Linked DNA regions of Homo sapiens: region 2 is linked to region 1. Evidence: chromatin loops called from intact Hi-C (ENCODE). Cell type or tissue: body of pancreas. All regions are shown on one strand. Each heading gives the region's core, and the rest is flanking DNA. Links, peaks and the distances in the headings are about the cores only.

The links. A loop is a pair of places that touch in the nucleus more often than their neighbours do. Peaks named below come from ENCODE experiments on the same cell type or tissue, not always from the same donor. Only the 100,000 strongest peaks of a DNase experiment are listed, where the experiment ranks them.
Region 2: a loop joins it to region 1, with 2.2 times the contacts of the local background. A loop is called at or near these places in 97 of 110 quality-filtered maps.

Annotation. Positions count from the first base shown.
Region 1 is chr4:87,453,305-87,456,108 of GRCh38, forward strand. NUDT9 (nudix hydrolase 9) reads left to right here. Exons shown (of 8, transcript NM_024047.5): 7 at 1,067-1,151. Among named protein-coding and RNA genes, the nearest start is that of SCPPPQ1, 16 kb to the right of the region's middle. In body of pancreas, for the core only: no CTCF peak of the experiment used is centred there; no DNase peak of the experiment used is centred there.
Region 2 is chr4:87,380,983-87,383,786 of GRCh38, forward strand. It overlaps HSD17B11 (hydroxysteroid 17-beta dehydrogenase 11), which reads right to left. Exons shown (of 7, transcript NM_016245.5): 2 at 1,273-1,380. Among named protein-coding and RNA genes, the nearest start is that of HSD17B11, 8.8 kb to the right of the region's middle. In body of pancreas, for the core only: no CTCF peak of the experiment used is centred there; a DNase peak (open chromatin) is centred at 1,349.

The DNA.
Region 1 (2,804 bases), core at 239-2,738:
CCTTTGTATTTCAGAAACTATAATCACAGAAAAATACTTAAGTGATGGACTCTTAAAAAATCATATTGCCCAAATTTGACTGTTCTCAGATTCTGAAATTAGAGTTTGAAGTGTTGAGGGTTTCATGATTTATTTATTTGTTTTGAGACAGTGTCTGGCTCTGTCACCAGGCTGGAGTGCAGTGATGCGATCTCGGCTCACTGCAACCTCTGCCTCACGGGTTCATGCGATTCTCCTGCCTCAGCCTCCTGAGTAGCTGGGACTACAGGTGTTCTCCACCATGCCCAGCTAATTTTTGTGTTTTTAGTAGAGACGAGGTTTCACCATGTTGGCCAGGATGGTCTTGATCTCTTGACCTCATGATCCGCCCACCTCCGCCTCCCAAAGTGCTGGTATTACAGGCATGAGCCACCACGCCTGGCCTGAGGGTTTCATGATTTTTAAAGCTGCCTCAAAAGAGAATATTGTTCTTTGGGAAATTTGAAACAAGCACATGAAGTACTACATTAAAAGTTTTATGATATTTACATTTCTTTCTTTTTTTCTTTCTTTCTTTCTTTTTTTTTTTTTTTGAGACAGAGTCTCGCTGTGTTGCCCAGGCTGGAGTGCAGTGGCGCGATCTTGGCTCACTGCTACCTCCACCTCCTGGGTTCAAGTAATTTCTCCTGTCTTAGCCTCCCGAGTAGCCGGGACTACAGGCACCTACCACCATGCATGGCTAATTTTTTTTGTATTTTTAGTAGAGACAGGGTTTCACCTTGTTGGTCAGGCTGGTCTCGAACTCCTGACCTCAGGTGATCCACCCGCCTCAGCCTCCCAAAGTGCTGCGATTACAGGCGTGAGCCACCGCGCCCGGCTATTTACATTTCTTTAAAAAAATTTTGATAGAAACACATAATGTCAAATTTACCATCTAAACTGTTGAAGGTACAGCTCAGTAGCATTAAGTATGTTCATGTTGTTGGGCAACAGGATATTTACATTTCTGATGCTAGTGAAGGTAACATGCTCTGCTGTACTCACTACACCTTGGACTTTTAAAAAATTTGTCTTCTTTTGAAAATAGATATATAAGGGATATGTTGATGATCCTCGAAACACTGATAATGCATGGATGGAGACAGAAGCTGTGAACTACCATGACGAAACAGGTAACTTTATATTTATTAAACTGGCTGGGATTAAAGGATCAATTTAAGCCATTAGCCCACTAAGGCATGATTAAATCTGGACTATTTAGCATCTTAAACCAATTAACTGTTGATTGTAGGACTGTAGTTATATGAAAGCAAAATTGTTGGTATTAAAGGAATACATAGAAGAAATCTTCAAAACTTTTATCACCAGTGACTAAATTTTCTTTAATCCATTGGTAACATTTGAAATTAAGGATGAAATTATGGGCTAAAATGATATGCTTTAAAGATGTCAGATTATTTATTGAGTATAGTTCCCTTTTTTTGCAAAACAAAAGCAACTGGGATTTGGGTAGGAAGTATGGCAATGATAAAGGAAATGGGATTTATATCTTACTATTTCAAATATTTTTATAATAATCTTGGATTGTTAATACACAAAGCAATAACAAAAAATTCCAAGTACTGAAAAAATTTTAAATGAATGCTGTTTCTGGTGTATGGAATTTAAAATTTTATGAGGAGGGTCAAACCTGTTATTACAGAAGGAGAAAGGAAAAATCTGCTGTCTTAAAAATTAATTTGGTCTTAATGTACACATTGAATGGCTCCCTTGAAACATATTTTATTGCTAAATTTGATTTGTTTTTATTTGTAGCATAAAAGTGGGGGCACCATGCTAGAGAAATGAAATGAATGTTCCACTCATAGTTCTTTCTGAGCTGTGTAACCTTGTACAAATCATTTGTCCTCTTGGACTCAGTTTTTTCACTTACAAAATGGGCTAGAACTAGATCTGTCATTTCCATATCCTGTGCTTTTGCTTGTTGAACTTGGAGGAAACTCCTGGGACCATTTTCTATTCCTGTATTTCCACTAAGGTGTATTAGAAGAGTTTATCCTAGTATGAAAACTTAGAAGAAATATGCAGATGTAAATTAGAAGCAGGTCTGTACAACTTTAGTACTGATAAATTTGTTAACTACTTTAAAGTTTTGGAGTTAAAAACAATGACTGATCCTCCAGAAGTTGATTATAGAGTTTATGGATTGTTCACTGTTTTTACCCTATCTTTTTCTCTCTTTAAACTTAAAAAATTTTGTTTTGATAATTCCAAAATCTCTGCCATATTTGAGTTCGGTTTTAATATTTGCTTTGTTTCTTTAGGCTATGTTTTTTGCCTTTTAGCGTGCTTTTAGTGCTTTTTTTTCTTTTTTCTTTTTTTTTTTTTTTAACCCCGAGATGGAGTCTTGCTCTGTCACCCACGCTGGAGTGCAGTGGCATGATAATGGCTCACTGCAACCTCTGCCTCTCGGGTTCAGGCGATTCTCCTGCCTCAGACTCTCAAGTAGCTGGTACTACAGGCATGCACCACCATGCCTGGCTAATTTTTGTATTTTTAGTAGAGATGGGGTTTCACCATGTTGGCCAGGCTGGTCTCAAACTCCTTACTTCAGGTAATCCACCCACCTTGGCCTCCCAAAGTGCTGGGATTACAGTCATGAGCCACTGCGCCTGGCTGTAGTGCTTTTTTGAAAATTGACCATGATATAACTTGTAAGGGAACTAAGGCAAATAGTTCTTTAGCGTGAGGTTTTATGTTTATCTGGCTAGGAGTTAGGCTGTGTTTTTTGTTTGCTGTCATTGTATGTGTCAGAGGCTAAAATT
Region 2 (2,804 bases), core at 232-2,731, 72 kb before region 1:
CCAGACCACCCTGGCCAACATAGTGAAACCCCATCTCTACAAAAACACAAAAATTAGCCCGGCATGATGGTGCGTGCCTGTAATCACAGCTACTAGGGAGGCTGAGGCAGGAGAATCGCTTGTGAACCCGGGAGGTGGAGCTTGCAGTGAGCTGAGATCACGCCACTGCACTCCAGCCTGGGCGACAGAGTGAGACTCCATTTCAAAAAAAAAAAAAAAAAAAAAGAACTCAAACCAAAAATTCCATAAACAAAGAGGTTCTCAAGTCTTGCTGAATCACACTTTTTATACTGCACTGAATTAGAATATCCAGGGGTAAGGTCCAGGAATGTGTATTTTAAGGAATCTGCCCAGGTAATTCTGATGACCTTGCTGCCATTAAGGTATTTAGTTAACAGGTACAAGCGAGAATGCGTTCAGAGTGAAACCCCATTATATACAGCACATCTCAATTGTATCTAGAAGAGGCAAATAATGCTTTATAGAAATAGATCTGCTGGGAGCGTGGCTCATGCCTATAATCCCAGGACTTTGGGAGGCTGAGGTGGGTGGATCCCCTGAGCTCAGGAGTTCGAGATCAGCCTGGGCAACATGGTGAGACCCCGTTTTCTACCAAAAATACAAAAAATTAGCTGGCGTGGTGGCACACACCTGTGGTCCCAGCTACTTGGGAGGCTGAGGTGGGAGGATTGCTTGATTCTGGGAGGTGGAGGTTGCAATGAATCGAGATCATGCCACTGCACTCCAACCTGGGTAACAGAGTGAGACCCCCCATCTCAAAAAAAAAAAAAAAAGAGAAAAGAAAAGAAATAGATCTATCTACAATAAAAACCTGATAAAGAATAGCTTTATTGTAACTTTCTAACCCAATTCTATGAATGGGCTTCAGAAGACCCTGTCAGCAATTCTGCAAGTGTCATCCAGGCATAGTTACCTATATGAGCATCATGGGTGAGATGAAGGCGCATGGGAGGCAGGGTGGATGTATTTGAGGCCCTGCCTTCAACCTACTGAAAGAAAATCTCTGGAAGTGGAGCCCAAGAGTATATATATACATTTTTAACAACTCCCTGGAAAATTCCAGAACATACTAATATTTGAGAGGTTCAGTTCTCGGTTCTAGTTTTGGGTTTGCTATGAGCTAGTTCTATAACCTTGGTCAAATAACAACATTTCTCAGGTACTTCATCTATATCATGTACAGACTGGGTCATCTCCAAAACACCTCCTAGCTCTAACATGATATGATTCTAACTAAACACAACATTTCACCTTCTTTGCAGAGCTGTAAATATCTTCTCGGTTGCTGCAGTCTACCACAAAGGTATGAACCTTGGCACCCAGTCCCTTGCATTTGGCAGCTGTTTCCTCCAGTCCATGCTAGAAAAAGCAAAAAAGAGGGCAAGGTAATAATTGATATGAACATATTATATCGACAGCTGAAAATAATTAAAAATAATTTTTAAAAAGTAGTGAGATTCTTTCCATTTGAATTGGGCAAGATTGTTAACAACACATTTTTGGCAGGTATATAGGCACATTTTGCTTTTAGTATTTTGACTAGCTTCTTTTATTTGGAGCTGAATTTAAAGCAAGCTTCTTAAAAGAAGATAAAAATCTTAAAATACTAGTTTTTATATTTATGAACTTTGAATACTTTGTGAATGTTGGTATCTCTGTGTATTCCATATCAGGCTTTAAAAAATGTAACATTAAACTTTTTTCCATGTCATTAAAAACTATTCATGGATGTCAGTTTACTGTCTGCAAAAGAAATAATGAGTTAACCACAGTTCATTAAACCATTTGTTCTTTCAGCATTTTAATGTGAAGGTCATATTCACTGAGCTTAGAAAAACCTTGACACAAATATGAATGAGGTAGAGTCCCGACCCCAAGAAGTTCTCTGTGTAGTAGAAAGAAACATAAGTATCATAGTTAAGTAGGACCACGTAATACTGTTATTGTTTTGATAATAAAAGATTGAATATTGGCAGTTTCAACCTAATACATTGTGATGAGTATCACAGCAGAGTTCTATACAGGGAGTTACGGGAACACAGAGGGGCACACAATACAATTCCAGCAGTGGTTTGCCATGCCCTTTCACTTGCTTTCCCCAGGGTGAAAGGACACATCAGGCAGGGTGTGGGCAATGACAGATAGGAGATTGGTCTTGTGGAAACCACTAGTAGGATTAGTGTTGTTGGATGGATCATAAAGGTCAAGGCCAGAAGAAGTTCAGATTAAGGTCCCACATGTCATATTAAGATTTATCAAAAAATGAATGAGGAGCCACTGATTAAATTATAGTGTCAGGTTTATGTGTCGTATTGATTATTTTGGCTGATGTATGGAGGGTGGATTTTAGGGGTCAACACTGGAGGAAGAAAAAAACTGAGAGGCAGTTACAGTGATTCAGGTAATAGATGACACAAACTTGAAATGTGGCATTAGTAGAAAAAATGTAGAGGAAAGAATATCCTTTAAAATATATGTTTAGAAGGTAAAATCAGTAAGACTTGGTGAGTAGATGAGGAAGGATGGGAAGGAGCCACATCTGACATCTTTGCTTTCTAGTTTTGGTAGCTGGCAAGATCACGCTGCCACATGTCAGACAGAGATGACAGCAGATTTGAGGAAAAGGGGTTATGAGTCCAATTTGGGGCGCCAATTTTGAGTCAACTTAAGTTTAGGATCATACCATTGGGGTTTTTTGTTGTTGTTGTTATCTTTGCTTGTTTGCTTTTGGCCAATTTTTGCCTTTTTTTTTTTTTAACTTTTAAGAGAATGTCTCAAAAGAT